2 separate regions of the Mus musculus genome follow, and region 1 is linked to region 2. A link is a loop called in an ENCODE intact Hi-C map of the cell type or tissue named here. Cell type or tissue: gastrocnemius. All regions are shown on one strand. Each heading gives the region's core, and the rest is flanking DNA. Links, peaks and the distances in the headings are about the cores only.

What was found. A loop is a pair of places that touch in the nucleus more often than their neighbours do. Peaks named below come from ENCODE experiments on the same cell type or tissue, not always from the same donor. Only the 100,000 strongest peaks of a DNase experiment are listed, where the experiment ranks them.
Region 1: it touches region 2 in a loop (4-fold over the local background); 2 of 42 quality-filtered maps call a loop at or near these places.

The regions. Positions count from the first base shown.
Region 1 is chr8:36,532,856-36,542,702 of GRCm38, reverse strand. No RefSeq gene overlaps it. Among named protein-coding and RNA genes, the nearest start is that of Trmt9b, 80 kb to the right of the region's middle. In gastrocnemius, for the core only: no CTCF peak of the experiment used is centred there; DNase peaks (open chromatin) are centred at 5,166, 5,590 and 5,798; H3K27ac peaks cover 1,721 bases.
Region 2 is chr8:36,813,113-36,822,959 of GRCm38, reverse strand. The region is part of intron 4 of Dlc1 (deleted in liver cancer 1); the gene reads left to right. Among named protein-coding and RNA genes, the nearest start is that of Dlc1, 130 kb to the left of the region's middle. In gastrocnemius, for the core only: no CTCF peak of the experiment used is centred there; no DNase peak of the experiment used is centred there; H3K27ac peaks cover 731 bases.

The sequences.
Region 1 (9,847 bases), core at 3,329-8,328, 280 kb after region 2:
GGAAGTATAAGTTAAATAAACTTGCTTTGTCATGGTGTCATGATGTTTTGTGCGGGAATAGAAACCCTGACTAATACACACACCATCTCCAAGTCTCACTTTCTTGATCATTCTTCTTTGGGAACACTTCATGGCAGAGGATTATCATCTCTGTTTAGCAGGTCCTGCCTAACCCAGTATTTTCTTGGCTTTGTTTTAGATCCACTCTCTTCTGCAGCATCAAATGGAAGGTTCATGCACTCATCAAAGCCAGCAGAACAACCCTCCATCCTCCTGCTGCTCATGGAGCCACGCTGGAATGTGGCACACATTCTGAAGTAGCAGAAGATGAGGTTGGCGAGCTCCACCATCACATCCTGCATGGCCCTGGGCATGGTACACAATGGTGGAATCTCACCATGAGTTCAGTTCCACTGTCTGCAAGTCAGAAGCTGTACTCTTTGACTGTATGTATATTCATTTCAAATAACCACATCCAGAAGCAGCTCTAGGAAGGTGTAAGAGACATACGGAAATTGCCAGACTCGTACCTTAATTATTTGGCACAGCCAGTTGCGAGTTTAGGAAAGAAAACAAGCACATGAAGGAAAACATTTGGAAGCTTGCGTCCTTTTGTATAAAATCCTCATGGTGGATGAAAGAGAAGGTAAAGGTGGATCCATCTCTGAGAACTGAACCAGGTGTTGACCTAATGTCTGCTTATGGAGATGTTTGAAGGAAACCCGCACCATTGGTGATAACAAGCTCAGAGCTGAGGAATCATAACTTGGTTAAGGGTCTTTAAATGGACTAGATCTGCTTGAAAATTGTAGGCATACATTTTTTTTGCAACCTACTTTTAACCAGGGTATGCGCATATCTACACAGCATTGTACTGGCTGGTTTTGTGTGTCAACTTGATACAGCTGGAGTTATCACAAAGAAAAGAGCTTCAGTTGAGGAAATGCCTCCATGAGATCCAACTGTAAGGCATTGTCTCAATTAGTGATCAAGGGGAGAGGTCCCCTTGTGGGTGGTGCCATCCCTGGGCTGGTAGTCTTGGTTCTATAAGAGAGCAGGCTGAGCAAGCCAGGGGAAGCAAGCCATTAAGGAACATCCCTCCATGGCCTCTGCATCAGCTCCTGCTTCCTGACCTGCTTGAGTTCCAGTCCTGACTTCCTTGGTGATGAACAGCAGTATGGAAGTGTAAGCTGAATAAACCCTTTCCTCCCCAACTTGCTTCTTGGTCATGATGTTTGTGCAGGAATAGAAACCCTGACTAAGACACCCCTGCTATGTGGAGGTCAGACAACTACATGTAGGAGCTCTTGAACATGGAGGCAGAAGGATTGTAGTTCAAGGGCAGCCTGAGCTGCCTCAAAAAACCAAACAAAAGCAATGAAATTCTTTGTATTTGCTGTCCCCTGTCTTCCTCAATGCCCCATTTACAGAGGGAGAGACCTAGGCATGTATCCCTCAAATGACCCACATGCTGTCCCCTCTGTGTCACTGAGAGTTGTCAAGTCTCATTGAGCCTCACAAGCACTCGTGCGTCGATTCTGGTTTAGCTAAGGACTCCTGCTTCTGCTGGAGCAGCAGCCTAAATACACAGTGCAAGTGCATGCTGGGAGTCCCCAGGCAGGCTTGCCGGATGCTTCCTTCTTTGGTTGTCCAAAGCCAAAGGGAATTGACCACAACACACAGCCTCAGCCTCTTCCTACCTATCTTGCTTGTTGGCTACCCTCTACTGAGGCCTGAATGGACAGTTACAAAACAGAAGGCGTTTTGTCTAAAAATAACCGGGCTGATTCCATGCAATAGAAGTTATACACGGGCTAATATCTTATGCCTCTCTATTTCTCTTCTCTGTGAGTTTTATGATACTGGGGAAATGGAAGGAAAATATTTGAACAGTGAGGGTTTGAGCCACATAGATCTTCCTTGTTCTCATTCACGCCTGTGACTTTAACCAGATGGTGTTAATGGGCCTTTCTGATTGCAGGCCCATTTCCTTCTTCACCTACCACTAGGTCCATTAGGGATGATACATCCATGTTTAAACAGTTAGGTGACTGGCACGGAGGTAGCAGAGGGGAAGTCCTGGTTTTTCTGAGATAAAGATAAAGTCCTGTTTCTTCTTCTTAAAGATAAAGAGCATCTTCCCTCCTCTGTCATCGCCAGCGCTCACCACTGATAGGGATACTAAGAAACTGGCATAGTGGACTTGATTTTGTTTTTAATTCTTAAAGAGGTTTTTCTTTCTCGCTCGGAGACAGGGTTTCTCTTGTAGCTTGGGTTGTCCTGGAACTCCCTCTGTAGCCCAGGCTAGCCTAGAAATCACAGAACACAGGTGCCTCTGCTTCCCAAGTGCTGAGATTAAAGGAATGTGTGTACATTATCCAGCAATTTTAGAAGTTTTTAGTTGAGAATTTTATTTACCAGTACTGTATGTATACCATTTCCTCTCCCCCTTCGCTCCTTCCAACTCCTCCCAAGTTCTTCTTCCCTCTCAAATTCATGACCTTGTTATTATCGTTAATATTACTTACATATAAATATGTACACAAATATACATACAACCTGCTAAGTCCCTTTGTATGTGTTTTTTGTTTTGTTTTGTGTTTGTTTTTCAAGGCAGGGTTTCTCTGTATAGCCCTGGATGTCCTGGAACTCGATTTGTAGACCAGGCTGGCCTCGAACTCAGAAATCTGTCTGCCTCTGCCTTCTGAGTGCTGGGATTAAAGGCATGTGCCACCATGCCCGGCCCTTTGTATGTGTTTAAAGGTGACTCCTTGAGGACTTGTTCTTAAAGAGGTCTAACTCTCCCTTTCTTGGCAACCATTAGTTGCCTGTAGTTCTTCATCTAGTAGAGGGTCCTTTCGAGATTTGCCCATCCACATTAACTCGTGCCGTGTAGGTTTTGTTCAGGAAGCCACCATGTCGGGGTTCCATGGGTGCAGCTCCCTGTCACACAGAGATGACACTGTAGACTTTGAAAGGAGATTTTTCTAGCAGTCTGTTGTAAGGTACTACTATTCTCCCATCCAAAGCAGGACCATCTCTATGAGATCAGCGGTGTCTACCTGAAAGGATCCATTGGGATGAGGCAAACTTGGCATCCCCTCAGCGAATGAGAGGATGGGAAGCATCAGTAGACCCTCAGAAGGTCACTGCTCGCTCCCCTTTGTATGCCGTTGTTCCCTAATCAGATTCAACTTCAAGGTCTGAGCCGGATCCTGGAGTGCACATGCTGAGGTTCGATCTGTTGCTCTGTATTGTGATGTTAAGTTCTAACCCGGAAGATCTAGACCTAGGAATGACTTCTGTTTACAAGCCTCTGTTGTGCAAACCTTGTTCCTTGATTTAAAACTATTGGCCAAATAAAAATGGCTACAACCAGTTACCGGAGGAGGGATTAGAGGTAGGTGGGTTTGGAGTGACCTGGTTGGGGGAAGCAGACAAGGAGAAAGAGAGGGAGGAGAGGAGCAAGCCGTAATGAGGGGAGGTGGACCATGAGCACCTGGCCAGGAGAAACAGCAAGTATTTGGGGTACACCGCTGGGGAGGTAGCCAGACCAGCAGTTAGAAGAGTAGACTCCAGATGACCCCCCAATAGTTGTCAGAGCCAAATAAAATAACCATAGTCTGAGTCTCCTTTATTTGTAAGCTGGTTGGGGGTAAGTGTAAGGTGGTTGTACTACATTTCTGAGCTGGAGAAGATGAGGGAATAAGACTTTATCTATGCAGCCATTGAGGGGAGCCATCATCCATCAGGATACAGCCCTTCCAGGGTTCCTGCATTAGGATCACCCGCACATCTGCTAAGGATCACGCGAGATCTTTGAGTAAGCCTAATAAATCCAGTGTTTCCCAGGGTGAACTGTTGAGGAGACAAACATCGGTTGGTCACTGGGAATCTTCTTAAGAAAGGGTAAACTCTTCCCTGGGAGAAAACCATGGCAGCACATCCTTGCAATGAGACCTGCTGGGGTTAGAGGAATTACCTCCAGAGGGAGCAAGTGAAGTCTATGAAGACACCACGGAGCTTCAGTGAGGCAGAGAAGAGGAAGTAAAGAGAGGGCACCTCGGGAAAGGCAAGTGAAGGCTGGGGGCAATGGCCACTCAGCCTGAAGAAAAAGACCAGCCTCAAAAGCCAATACCAGCAGGGCTGTGGGTGTGCCTTAGACAGAGCATTCCCCCGCGAGAGCAAGACCATAGATTCAATCCCTGGTGCTGAAGGGGGAAATGGCCTGGCATAGTGGTGTGTGACTATAATCCCCTATACTCAAGGTGCTGAGGCAGGAAGATACTGAGTTTGGGGCCAGCTTGGGCTACATACAGAGACTAAATCTCAAACAAAATAAAACAACCAGAATGTAAACAAACAAACAAACAATTAGCTTGGAAAAGGGCATCTTGCTGCTAAGGACATTTCCTCTTCCCTGAAGAACAACTGCATCTTGCTGAGGTAAAGAGAGAATGAAAACAAGCCAGAAATTAACCTCTCCTCTCCTCTCCTCTCCTCTCCTCTCCTCTCCTCTCCTCTCCTCTCCTCTCCTCTCCTCTCCTCTCCTCTCCTCTCCTCTCCTCTCCTCTTCTTTTCTGAGACAGAGTCTTCTGTATGTAGCTTTGGATGTCCTGGAATTCTCTGTGTACATCCAGCTGGCCTAGAACTCACAGACACCCACCTACCTCTGCCTCCTGAGTGCCGGCCGGTATCAAAGGCATGCACCGGTACATCCAGCCAGAGAACATTTGTTGAGCAAGTGGTAGTAAGTGATGTGTGTGTGTGTAAGTGTGTTCTGTTATTGCTGAACTTATTATATTTGTTAGGTTTGGTCTAGATGCATGTGTTAGGTGAATCCTTGTCCAAGTGAAATATGGTAGTGTACTCTACGAGTGGCCTTGTTACACCCCTAGCAGGAGGGATAGACAGAGTCCCACCAGCATCATGCTCTATATGTTACCACAGGAGCAACAGCACTTCCCACACAAAGAACGCCACCTCTCTCCTTCCCTCTATCTTCCACCAGCCACAGGCAGAGCATGCAGCAGTGAGAGGTCAGGAATGGTGGTGAGAGGAATCTGGGGAGAATTTGATACCTAAAGGCCACTTGGGAAAGGTTAGACAGGGATAAACTCGTGACTGCAGTACTGAGGGTGTGGAGAAGGCAATCTGCCGCCCGCCCGAGGCTTGGTGGTAGGTGTAGGAGAAGGAAACGGGCCTGCAATCAGAAAGGTCCATTAACGCCATCTGGTTAAATTCACAGGCGTGAATGAGCACAAGGCAGACCTTTGAGGCTCAAACCCTCACTGTTCAAATATCTTCCCAGTATCATAAAACGCACAGAGAAGAGAAATAAACGGGTGAGAGATTAGCCCGTGCCTAACTTCTATTACATATATCTGCCCGATTATTTTCAGGCAAAAACCTCTTCTGTTTTGTAACTGCCCATCCAGGCCTCAGTAGAGGGTAGCAAGCACTGATAACACTCTGTAGGAAGAGGCTGAGGCTGTGTACATTGTGGTCAATTTCCTTTGGCTCTGGACAACCAAAGAAGGAAGCATCCTCTGGCAAGCTTGCCAGGAACTCCCAGCATGCATTTGTTCTGCTAATCTAAGCCGCTGTTCCAGCAGAAGTGGGACTGTTCTCCAAAATCAAGGTGAATAGTACTCGAGAAAAGGTGCCTGAGGCTGTCCTCTGGCCTCCACAGTCATGCACACTCAGTCATGGGCGCCTGACTAATGCGCATGCGCACAATGAACAAACGTGGAGGAAAACCTTTGTTAACTAAAATGAATCCACAGGGCCAGTGAAACGGCTCAGTGCATAAGGGTACTTGCTGCCAAGTAGGATGGCCGGATTTCAATTCCTAGGACTCACATGGTAGATGGAGAATATGGACTACACAAGTTGTCCTTTGACCTCCATGTACGTGTCTCTCTACACACAATAAAATAATGCAATTAAAAAGCTCTTTACTAAAGTGTGTGGTGGTGGTGCACACCTTTGATCCCAGCACTAGGGAGGCAGAGGTAGGGGGATCTCTGTGAGTTTGAGGCCAGCTTGGGCTACAGAGTGAATTCCAGGACAGCCATGAACATAACAGAGAAACCCTGTCTTGAAAAACAAACAAACAAACAAATAAAAAAATTGTTTTATTAAATCCCCACTTTTGAGTACATGTTTAATTGATATTCCATGTGACCACAGGGCAACTCCACAGCAAACATTCCTGTTGGACAGAAAGGCATGCTTGTTTTCAATGAGGAAAACACTTGCCTTGAGTTTTGTGTCAAGAGAGCTACTGTTTGGTTTTTATGGGTCGGCAACTTTTTGAGGAGGGAAGAATCTTTAGCTACTGAGACTTAGATGTTCCACCGCCAATTTCTCCCAGGAGAAAAGTGAGCTTGTCACCCCAACTTAAGGCCAGGTAGAATTGGTAGACAAAGATTAAATTTGAACTGGGGAGAACTTTTGAGGTATAGAAAACTTGGGCCTCAAGTGATCAGGGGCTCAGCTGTTCAGAGTAGTTTGACTCCAAACAACCACATTAGGTGACTCGTTCATAAGAGATCTAGGGGCCTCTCTAGGTACCTACACTCATGTGTTCCTGCACAAAGTGCACACACACACACACACACACACACACACACACACACACACACAAAAGCCATATCCCACAAGTGATCCAGACTATCCTCATGGGATTCTTGGTGACATTAATGAGTGTGGGCTTCTCACACAACGTGAGATGTTATACTCCAGACCTGATGCAGACAATGCAGTCTTGGAACCAGAGCAGCCATGGTTGCTAAGATGGGATCCTCACACGATGGGTCCTGCCACTGACATTCTCCCATGAAGGGAGGGAGGTCCATGAGGTAGCACATGAGGAGAAAACTGGTAGCTCAAAAGCCCACAGGAGATGGCACAAGACATAGGAGAGTCATGGCTCCTGGAGGGTGTCTAGACAATTAACAGTAATGGGGAGAAAAAAACTCTCTCTGGCGGGTATCATCTATGCTGCAGGACAGTGGTTCTCAACCTTCCCAACGCTGTGGCCCTTTAATACAGTGCCTCGTGTTGTGGTGACCCCAAACATAACATTTCCAATGCTACTTCATAACTGTCATCCTGCTGCTATTACAAACTGTTATATACATAGCCAATATGTGATCCCAAAGGGGTTGTAAGCACAGGTTGAGAACCACTCCTGGAGGGTCCCCTCATCTATATTTTTATAAGTCATCTCTATTAAGCCCATTGGTTTACCTCACTAGACCTGGATGGAATTGTTTTTTTGGTCATTGGTACCTTTTCTGTGGTGAATAGACATTTGTTCACATCTCCCCAGGAAAAGCTAATGGGACATTTAGTAAAATATATTTTAATTTAAAAAGCATATGTAGCTTGACCAATGTTTTCCAAAAGTTATTAAGTCATTCATGGCTAGGATCCAATACTTTATTATGAATACAATACTTTGGTAGGTTTTTTTTTTCTCTCTCTCTCTGATACATCTGAAATAAGAAACTCACTTTTAGCCTTTAATTTCAGTTCAAAAGTGTATGCTTAGGAAAAACAAAAGGGTCGGGCTGTGGTGGCGCACACCTTTATCCATCCCAGTACTCCAAAGGCCGGCAGATCTCTGAGTTCAAAGCCAGTCTGGTCTATAGAGTAAGTTTCAGATAGCCAGGTTAAACAAATTCTGTTTTGCAAAACTAAAATAAATAAACAAATAAATAAAAATTTAAAAATGCACAAAATTGTATTATCTGAAGTTTTTTTTTTTTTTTTGGTTTTTCGAGACAGGGTTTCTCTGTATAGCCCTGGCTGTCCTGGACCTCACTTTGTAGACCAGGCTGGCCTCGAACTCAGAAATCCGCCTGCCTCTGCCTCCCGAGTGCTGGGATTAAAGGCGCGCGCCACCACGCCCGGCCTTATCTGAAGTTTTAAGCACTCTTTAGGGTCTTGGAATGGAATGTATCTTTCCCCATAAAAGGCAATGGACTGCTTTATTAATAATCTACCTTAGAAATGTCTGTGAAATGTCTAGATATTTTTGTTGTCTTTGTTTAAAGAAACAAGGTCTCAAGTGACCTAGCTGACTTTGAACTTTCCACGTAGCAGAAGACAACTTGAACTCTCGAGCCTCCTGTCTCGTCCCCTCAAGGGCTGGCTGGGTCTCTAGGCCTGGTTTGTAATTTTCACCTTTTAAGAATACAGTGGGTTCTGAGATGGTAATGTATGTGTGTCTCAAAAGACCTGAATGCAAATGAGGCACCAGGTTCTTTTTTTCTTCTTCTCTTGAGACCAAGCCCCTGCCATTGAGACAAAGTGAACATTAAATGGGGGATAGGGGAGTGGGGGTGGGGGGATTGGGGTGGGAATAGCTTAAGGCTTACTTACAGAAATGATCCTTTGCTTTCCTAATGCTGTGACCCTTTTAATACAGTCCCTCATGTTGTGGTGACCCCAACCTTAAAATTATTTTTATTGCTACTCCATAACCATAATTTTGCTATTGCTATGAATGTTAATATAGATATCTGATATACAGGATATATAATATGTGACCCACAGGCTGAGAACAGCTAGTTTATGGGTCCCCTATGCCATAAACCACAGACTCTTAATTTCCTCACTGAAAAGGAGATATTCTGTGAGGCAATAGCTAACCCACTCCATTTTCATGTAAGAAACTCAAAACAGGCCACACCACCTTGTCCTATCCCAAGGCTTATTATGTAGGGGTAGCTACTAGGAGAGGTCCCTTCAAAATGTATTAGATGATAATTCAAAATATTAAGAGCAGTCGATATTGAATGGGGCTCTGAGCGGAGTTAATTCAAACGACTGCCATAAAAGGCTGTTTCCCTGGGCTGGCTAAGACAGTGATGTCACAGTTACCAAATTTCCTGCACGGTCAACAGGCCTCCCTTTAAACTTCTTGGATTCGGTCCTCTTCCTTAGGAAAAGATCACTGGTTAGCCTTTTTACTCCTTTGTGGTTGTATCCTGGCATTCTTTGTGAATATGGGGCAGATGTGTTAAATAGGGGCCAACAGCTGGAGTCAGGCTTCCTCTGTGAAGGCCCGCGGCAGGGCTCGGTTCCAGGCTGCCCTTTGATATGTTATCTGGGGCAGCAGTGACCAGGCACCGCCGAGGTTTCCAACGGCTTCCTTCAATTTCCTGTATTGTTATGATGGTGGATGTGTGTGCACACGGACACGTGTGTGCAGAGGAGAGAGGAGGCAAGGGGCGGCTTCTGCATGCATTTCATGAGTCTCTGCGAAAGGTTTTCAGCTAGACACGCGCGCCTAATGGAAAAAAAAAAAAAAAAGACACCAGTTAGCCGCAGCGAGGGTTCCTCACGTGGCTGCCACTAATTACCCGAGTGGATTTGGGCAAGGTAGTTCATCTTCAGGCTCAGGTCTGTTTCTGTCTGAGTCTCCTCCCGGCTCAGATTCTCTGGCTTCTGCTCAAAGGTTCACTTTCTGCTCCCCTGGGTTTGCTGTTCTGAAATCCTCGGTTCCCTCCCGTATGATCTGACACCGTGCGAGTCCATGTGTTCTTAGCCTTTGTATTCCCTTTAGTTAATTCTCTATTATCCTCTTGCATTTCCGTGCTTGGAGACCGTCTCCTCCGCGAGCCTTTATTACCCAGGCCCCATTGTCGCTACACAAATATTACAAATGTCAGGGCTTTATCTGCCAAGAAAGGCCACAATGTGTTTGCTTCCTGTTTTGTCCCTGGAGCTTCTAGAGTTTGGAGATTGGGTTTCGTCCTGACAAAGGTTGACCAGAGTCGCTGGGCTGCCTGTCACTTATCCAGCTCTGTTCTGTTCTTATTACATTCAATTAGGT
Region 2 (9,847 bases), core at 2,691-7,690:
GGCAGCTCTTTGGACTAGCTAGAGAGATGTCTCTCCCGCAAGCCTGTACTTGTATGGTTTCCATGCAGTCTACATTCGGCTGAAGTATAGAAATTGATCTGGGTTTGGTCCAAATTCACCTGGCTGAGGGGTTGCTTTACCGGATTCATCCTGCATCTTAAAGTCCTGGTGTTTAAGGCTTCTCAAAAGTCTGTTCCCAGCCCCCACTCTTTGCAGGAGATGAAAGTGTTTTTCCAGACAGGCCTGCTGTGAGTGACTTCATGGAAACGAATAACCTGAGTCCTTGTGTGCCTCTCGCGTGGGGGAACTCCTTATATTTATTTATTTTTAAGAATAGACTGGGATGTAGACGTTTCCATGACCAGTTGAGTCATTTCTTACAAAATAAGAATTCTCCTTTTCGGTGAGACATGCCTAACATTCCGGTCTTCCCACTTCAGTAGTTATGTGCTACTAAATATTCGGTGGAAATGACACATGTCTGGAAACCTAGAAGGAGAGGCTGCTGATTGGGGAGTACACAATGAAGGTGTTGTATGTGGTTAAATGAGGAAGGCAGACTCCCAGATCCGAAATAAAATGACATCTGCGACACCCAAAGCCTCTGGCACGGGTCCCTGTAAAACTTCAAAGTTTCTTGAGGTTTTTTGGTTTTTTTGTTTTTTTTTGTTTTGTTTTGTTTTTTTGTTTTTTTGTTTTTTGTTTTTTGGTTTTTTTTGTTTTTGTTTTGTTTTTTTTTTTTTTTGCTCCCTGATCACACCTGTAATAGAACCATCCAACTTTCCAGAGCATTTGGAAAATAGGATATACTGAGATGAACTGTGACCAGTAGATACTCCTCGTGGAGAGCTCTCTATGAGTGGGCACTGAAGGAATGGGTCAGCTTTTCACACAGAGCCCTAGATACCGAGGAGGCTGACCCTGACTTACCACAGCCTACAGTCCAGTATACTTCTCTCCCAAAGGGAAAATGTCATCAACCTGACCCAAAGTATTTCTCTCACAATGTGTCAACAGAATGGTTTCTACTTTCAGGATCTCTGTAAGGAGTAGTAAGAGGACTGGAGTTGTGAAATGGAAATTGACATGGGGATTAGTTTGCTAAGGATTATATGAAATGGAATGCAGATTGAATCAATACAAACTCATTATTGGAACAGGAAGACATTTGTCCCAGTTGAAGAAAATATTGAAAGTGTCTGAACACAGATTTAGTGTGTGCATCCAAATGTGGCAAGAGTTTAATGCTAGAGAAAATATGAGATGCATCTTGAACATGGGGAATTTGGCAAGTCTTATTTAGGAAACTGAAAGAGTCTCAGATGATAATTAGTCTTTTGACAAGATAAAGTATAAATGAGTGGGAATTAGATAAAAGAACATGAATTAGAAATATGAGGGGGATTTTTCTTAATATGTGAGTTGTCTACATAAACTTAGAGTGGAGAAATAACAGATTTTGGTTCATTCTTGAAAACTTTTCAAAGAAGCCTAAATAGCATCTGACAATTTTAAAAGTCACCTGTCTCTAATCCAAAGAGGATTCTACACAAGCACAGAGATTTCTGTGCCAGTCCTCGGGGCTACAACACAAAAGGTTTAGAAGTAGCATTGTACAAATGGAAGCTGAGAGCAACCGTTTGACTGAGATAGAAGAACAGCATAGGGAAGTCAATCCGAAGAGGAGGTTAGCACACTGACTTCTGGCAGATGTTGGCATGTCATCCAGGAAGCCAGGACAGAAACTTTGATATTATTGTCTGTTCTCTCTCTTCTCTTGTGGGGGCAGGAGCTGTGTCTCGAGGGTTGAGCACTGCTTGCTCTTCCAAAAGTTTTGATTCTTTCTTCTTCTCATGCTTTTGGCTCTTTCCTCTGAAGCTAAGTTTAACAGGAAATTGCCCAAGATCCTGACTGAGAGTTACGGGAGCAAAAGACAAGGATGGGAGCAGAGATGTCAAAATACACACAACCGCACATCCACGAGTATATATGCACATCGGGCATACCTCCCTATAACTCTCAAGTTATGAGGAGCAAAGACACTACTGCAGGAATTCCCTTCCATTTTGAAAGAGCTTCCTGGTGCCCAGAAAGGGTTAAGGAAGGATACACCTTTGTACCTGATTGTCTTCAGCCAAGTAAAGCAAAGCCACACATGCACGCAGCCTTGTTCTTGACTGTTCAAGTTGTAGTTCTGCTGCCAATTGTGAAGGGTTCCAAGCAAAACCCATGTTGCAATCGCCGAATATTGAGAAATGTTTGAGTTCGCTTGGCAGGCTAGACAGAGATGGTTCTGCAAGAGACTATTGGAAAACAAAGGTCTAAGAGTCTTTCTCATGGTGTTTTAGTATTTGCTGGTGTTTGTTTGGTTTGCTATTTTATTTTTGTTTCGTGGAGAGAGCATGTGAAAATACTTTAACCAATGACCTTAGATTCAGTATCATAGCAAAAGAATTCGCATTAATTTACTCCTCACCTCTCCCGGGCTTTTAGTATAATAGAAAGAGGGATGTTTTTTCAGAAGAAGAGCTAGGGTCAATTTCTACTTCAGTTTTATGATCTGGGGAGAATTAATTACCTGAGTGTCAGCGCATTAATCCGTCAAGTAGGGGTAATTGTATACTAGGTAGCTTCAAGGTTCGCAAGAAGTCCGAAGACTAAATGTAAATGCTTAGCATTCCTTTTGTGGATGACAGGCTGAGTTCTTACAGCACTTGCTTAGAGAACACAGTGCAGAAGCAGTCAGGAAACAAGGGCACTGCCCTCAGGGAGCAAGTATTCCAAGCAGCAAATCCCCTAACTACAAAGAAACTCTAAGGAAAACATCAAGTTGCAGGTTAGCTGTGTGGGTTGTCATTGTAGATTTTAACAAAATTAGGACTTAGAATTGACTATAAGATGGTCTGGTTGATGTTTAGGTTCTACATAAATGTACAGGTTTACCATCATGGTTGAGTCCAACACTAATCCCATGCCTTGAGTAGTGTGGGACTGGTTTGCATAGTGCTGAATAAAGGACACCAGGCCTCATGAAAAGAGAAAAACAGAAGTACCTACTGGAGAAAGTAGACATGAGCTAGCTAAGCGTATGATAGGACAATTTACAAAGGCCTCTCTGGGACCTTGGAATGCTTATCTGATGAGAAGCCAACTTCATGGATGAAAAGAGCCAAGAGAAGAGAATTTCAGACAGAAAAATATCCAGGGCAAAGACAGGAGACAGGAAAGACCATAGAATGCTTTAGCAATGGAATGGGATCCGTGTGGTGGTCCACAGAGTAACAGCCAAATCATACAGATGTGGAGGCAGACATTAGGGTAAGTGTGAGTTTTGTTCTCAGCACTGTGCAAGTGTCTTTTTCTTCTTCCTGTTGATATCTTAGTTCCCATAACTCTGTTAACATCCATTTGATAATTAGGCAGCAATATTGGGGGACAGATAATTTAATCTCATATTATTAACAATATATGTCCATACTCAGAAGTGGAAAGGATGTAAGCTAATAACCGAGGTGAACAGACTACCCTACCCGGGATCCATCCCATAATCAGCCAGCAAACCCAGATACTATTACATACGCCAGCAAGATTTTGCTGAAAGGACCCTGATATAGCTATCTTGAGTGAGGCTATGCCAGTGCCTGGCAAATACAGAAGTGGATTCTCACAGTCATCTATAAGATGGAGCACAGGGCCCCCAATGGAGAAGCTAGAAAAAGTACCCAAGGTGCTAAAGGGGTCTGCAACCCTATAGGTGGAACAACAATATGAACTTACCAGTGTCCCCTAGAGCTCATGTCTCTAGCTTCATATGTAGCAGAAGATGGCCTAGTTAGCCATCATTGGGAAGACAGGCCCCTTGGTCTTGCAAACTTTATATGCCCCAGAACAGGGGAATGCCAGGGCCAAGAAGTGGGAGTAGGTGGGTAGGGGAGCAGGGCAGAGGGAGGGTATAGGGAACTTTTGGGATAGCATTTTAAATGTAAATAAAGAAAATATCTAATAAAAATAAAAGAATTCACCTGGAATTCCTGGCTCATCCCTGACATCATTAAACAGCTAAATCTGACACCATATGTTATAGCCTGTCCAGAGGTTAACTGTACCATGTCGAGTATGCTAATTTCACACTCTTGTCCCCCACTAAGAAAATTTTCCCTAAACTAGACTTTGTGGTACTGTGGGTCTCCAGTTTAACTAGACAGCATCTAGAAAGCCACAGGCTTTTTCCTGTTCAGCCTCTAAACTGGTGGTTCTCAACCTATGGATTGTAACCCCTTTGGCAAACATTTATCTCCAAAGATATTTATATTACAATTCCTAATAGTAGCAAAATTACAGTTATGAAGAATTATATGGTTGGGGATCACCATATCCTGAGTAACTGTGCGAAAGGGTCACAGCATTAGGAAGATTGGGAACCAGTGCTCTACAGCCTATAAAGTGGCATTGCAGTCACTGTCTCCGGTTTTTGTCTCAACTTCTGAGACATACTTAAGCTACATACTGCTGTTGAGTCTCTGCCTTGTTGACTGATGCAAATTAAGCCATTTTCCTCCTTCAGACCATGAAGCTGCAAAGAGCTGCTATTCTCTAAACTGTTTACTGGTTAACATTCATTGAATCCAACTGCTCTTTAGCTTGGGTTTGATTGGTTGGTTGGTTCGTTGGTTGGTTAGCTGGTTGGTTGGTTGGTTGGTTGGTTGGTTGGTTGGATGGATGGATGGATGGTTTCAGGAAATGCCTTCTTCCTTTCCTTCACTCATTCAAAAGTACAATAGTGTCTCATTACTTAAATTTACACTCTCTACTCCTCTCCCCCAAATCATGGCAACATTCATTTTTAATGTTATGTAAAATTTTTGTTTTTGATAAATAGCTAAGTATATTTTGAAAATTCCTTGAAGAATTTTGCAAAAGTCCTTGGATAACTGGAAATAGTCTTGGGTGTCCCAACACCTGCCTTAGCAAGGCTGTTACAAGCAGATGTCAACACTGGGGCTCGGGTTGAAGCTTCTTCCTCAGGAGCTGTGCTTCCCAGCACACTTCACTCTCTCCTGATAATCAAGGTTCACAGACTGCGAGCAGAGCTGCAGGTGTGCAATGTCAGTAGAACTGGGCCTTTAGTTCATAACTTTAGCCCCACATCTTTGAACTAAGTCCCTTCTGCCAGGTTTGTGTAGCATTGCCTGAGTGTAACATTATCCCATAAAGCCATAGTGGTGGTTTAAGAATACAAAACAAGCCATTGCAATTGCCAGGGGTTCCCAGTGAGCTTATGAGGCAAGCTTTGTAATGAAGACTAGAGGAATGAAAATAAGAAATGTTTTAAAATATGATCTGTAACTGTTTGGGTTTTATATGACAAAATAGGCTTTTACGTTTCAAATAGTTTTGTTAACAAATACCTTTGAAAATTCATAAGCTCGTCGGGATCACACACCATGAATTTTAGTAACACTTGACAGAAGTGCTCAAGTGAAGAAAATGAGAAGGACTTGATGTTCTTCAGTGATTGGGTTAGACTGAGAGGAACACCTTCATGTCTCTCTGTCTTCCTTTCTCTTTGTTAACATATGCATTTGGCTCCGGCTTCACAGCAGTGTCATGCTCTGATCTTTAGGACATTGTCATCATGTGCTTTCTGGTGGGGTTACTTGGGAAAGAAGAGCTGACAAAAATGGAAGAATATTTTGATATATATGAGTGTGTGTATACACATCACGTAAACATTTGTGAACGTACCACATAAACATTTATGAATATATTTCAATATGCATGTATATACATATATAGTACAAGAAATATAGAAAACAATTTATTAATAATCTGTATGGTAATAATTAATAATTTATACTTTGTCTGGTAAGCAGAAAGAAAAGAAAAAATACTTACCCGGAATAACAAAGGACTTTTGGTTCTAAGTAAGAATACCAAAAACATCGCCACCCCATTCATTGTTCTACATAGAAGTCATATACTGGAACCTTGGCAGTTTCATCCATTTGTAGGCAACAAAATGGATATTTCCAGATCACAGTCAGAGTGCCCATGAAATCCTTCAGGTTGTCTGTTTCCAAATATGTCTAGAATGGACAAAGGCTTGTGATATCAGTAGCTTTGTTCCAAAAGAATTTTAGGTAAATGTGAGAATATTTGTTATTAAGAAAAATGTTGCAGGAAGACTAACACTTCAGGTTTCTGCCTAAAACGTTCTAGAAGGTTCCTCTCATTAAAGATATTATACAATTTTATGTCATTTTGAAAATTAAAGGGAATTATAAAATGAGATACATGATTTGTGAGAATGTGTCTGTATCTTATGAAATGTGCATCACAAACAGAATTTATATATTTTAATTGGATGTTTCTAATTGCTTGAAAATATTTTCAACAAGTTACAAAATGTCTAATTATTAACTCCAGATATTCATGCAGCTTTGGGAGGTGCCGATATTTATCGTCTGTCTGGACTTTCATTAAGTAGTCAACAAATCTCTCGCTAACCTCTCAATTATTGTAATTGTCAAAGAAGAAAATTCTGAAAACACAAAGAATGGGGATCCGACTCATGACATGAGAGTCATCTGTCTTAAAACTTTATTCTGAATTTCACAATTCTTGCTACACCATAAGGAAACTGCCAAAAGCAATAAAGTACAGAAGCACAATAAGAATGTGCCAGAGTTCAGGGAACAATTGTCCTGGGTTGAGCTTCATGACCTATAATCTGTTTAGGTCATCACTGACTACTATATAAAGCATCCCACAACGTGACCATGCTCATCTCTCACATGCTCCATTTGAAAGCCAGTATTTAACCAGGAAGAATTGACTTTGGGTGCTGAAGAGTTGGGAATCAATTGAGCCAATGATAAATGAACTAGTTTCCTCTGACATGCTCTATTTGAACCATGTGGGTATCAAACAGTGGATGAGGACATGGACTTTGCATCTAGGCAGGATTGTATGTAGCCACTCTGGCTCATGACTGTGAATGCTTTGTCCAAGATGACTTTCTGGAACTAGCATTTTAAGACTCAAGTGTAATCTGTGAGAAGATCGTAGCTGGTCACATGATCTTCTGAAATAAGTCTAAATTACTGGTTCACTAAAAAGTTAAATCTATCATGCGGGTCTAGTACAAGTGACTACCAATGCAGGATAGCTGCTGTATTAAAAGTGTTCTACACTTTACTATAGAGAAGCTACAAGTGTAGTAGAGACTATGAGCATAAAACTTAATTATGAAAACTAGCAAGGTGGCTCAGCAGATAAGGGTGCTTGTCACTGAGCCTGACAACCTGAGTTCTATCCCTGAGCTTCACATAATAGAGAGAACTAACTCCCTTGACCTCCATACTCAAACCATGTTTTCACATGCATACATACAGACAGACATACAGACATACAAACATACATACATACATACATACATACATACATACATACATAAACAACTTTTAAAACTGACTATAACATAATTTGTAAAGTATAATACAAGCCTTAGGAAAAATACTGAAGAAGCGAGAGAGGAATAATGAAGTCCCTTTGGTGGCATGTCAGGAGAAATGGTTAAACATTGAAATATAGCTGGCACGTAATTCACACAGTAGGAATATATGGTACAGGAAAAGGAGCGACAATTTGGCTGAAACAAAAACAATGGTCAGATTTGTGGAGCACTGTCTTGCCGAGGAATCCAAATAACTTTGGGTCTTAGCAATGGACTTTCTTCACTTTTCCAAGGAGGGTTGGATTAGGCAGCTTCTGAGTTCAGGGATAGGCCTAAAAGTCTAAATAAGATTGTGCTAAACCTTCAAGAGGAAATAGCCATATGGAAGCCGGCCAGATGATATCAGTTCCTATAAAGATAATACTAACTCACTGACTATTCCATTTTTTTTTTTTAGAAAAACCACTTCCTTGACATCAGCACAAAAGTGCTTAGATGAACACTTAAAAATGTCATTTTTTTTTAAATGGGTCAGTACTAGTTTGGCTTACGGATCCCAAAAGAATAGCTTTTGGTTTTGAGTAGAATTTCCCAAGAGGTTATTCTAGAGACTGGGAAGATGGCCTAATAGGTGAAGTGTTTGCTTGCCACAAAAGCATGAGGATCCAAGTTCAAATTCACAGCACGCATGCAAAAGCTAGATGTGGTGGCTGTGCCTGTGCCCCCAGCACTGGTGAGAGGTGAGAAGGAAGACAGACAGATCCCGGAAGCCCATGGACCAGCCAGCCTAGCTGAATGGATGAGCTGCGGGTTCAGTGACAAACCTTGTGGAAAGACACCCAACATTAACCTCTGGCTCAGGCGTGCATACACACACACACACACACACACACACACACACACACACACAGTTTTTATGTTACTATAACATGATTCCTCCCATAATGCATATACTAAAGCCCTCCCCCGCCACGTGACTTGAGTTTGAGTATGAAAATAAGTTTCAATGAAGCCTTAAGGTAGGACCCTGATATGATATGTTAGTTATTAAGAGACACAAGCACTCTGCTCAACACCTTGGACCACATTTCCAGGAAAGGTCATGTGAAGATGCAGACAAGGGTGACATTCCCAAGGCCAGAGAAAGGGCTTTTGCTGAACACTGAACTATTGTCTCTTGGTTATAGACTCCAAGCCTCCAAGCACATGAAAAAAGTCCTTTTTCTCGTCCATCCACCCCATGATCTCTTATTATGCATCCCACATTGGTGGAGACAGATGATAACAGAATGCACTGTTTTCAGCAAGGATAAACTGTTTATATCTATCAAGTTCCAGTATAAAAGCCCACTGAAACATAATTATAATATTTTGAACATGTGGGTTATTTTTCCTATATGGCAGTTATTGGGTTCTAAATTTAGCATGATTTTAATTACCCATACAGCAATGTGATAATATCAATGGTCTTAGGGTTGCTCTCTTGTTATTCCATTTGGAACCATGACATTGATTGATCTAAAACATTTTTTTCTTTCCATGTATCTGAACTTTACCAATGAATTAAGAATATTTGGCATTCAAAATGAGCAAGCAAAAAAAAAAGTGAAACACAATCACTCTTTTGTGTAAGATCAATGATTTTTTTTTCAACCAAAGCAAGCTAATGAGTATACTGCATAAATGAATTTCAGTCCACACAAGCTTAGGTTAAATTTTTTAACTGTGGGCTGGAGAGATGGCTCTGTGGTTAAGAGCACTGACTGCTATTCCAGAGGTCCTGAGTTCAAATCCCAGAAACCACATGGTGGCTCACAACCATCGGTAATGAGAGTTGATGCCCTCTTTTGGTGTGTCTGAAGACAGCTACAGTGTACTTACATATAATAAATAAATCTTTTTAAAAATTAAAAAACAAACAAACAGATAAAACCCTCATTGGTTAAAAAAAAAACTGCTAAGGGCATCCTGTCTACTACTTTTTCAAATATCCTTGGTAACTGATGTTACCATCCACTCAGTCAACACCTACTTATTGCCAGATACAATGTTGAACACTAGAAATAGACAAAGGCAAAGAGACTGAACTGCTTCTCTGCTATCTGTACCCCAAAGTCAAGCTTATAAGATAACAAAATTGCAAAAGGTTTGCAGCTATGCAGCAGGTTAAAGACTGAGATAGGAGCAGTGGAGGCTGCTGTGGGTGCTGGTAAGAGCACCTAACTAGTTCTTTTGGCTCTCGAGAAATGCCTTAGCTAAACGAAGCCTGAAAGGAAGTTATCATATCTAAGGTACAAGTAACTATGTCAAGTGTAGACATGTTATCTAATAGAAATTAGCCAATCAAAGTCCTAGGGAATGTGATTATATATTACACAGTAAACATCGTGT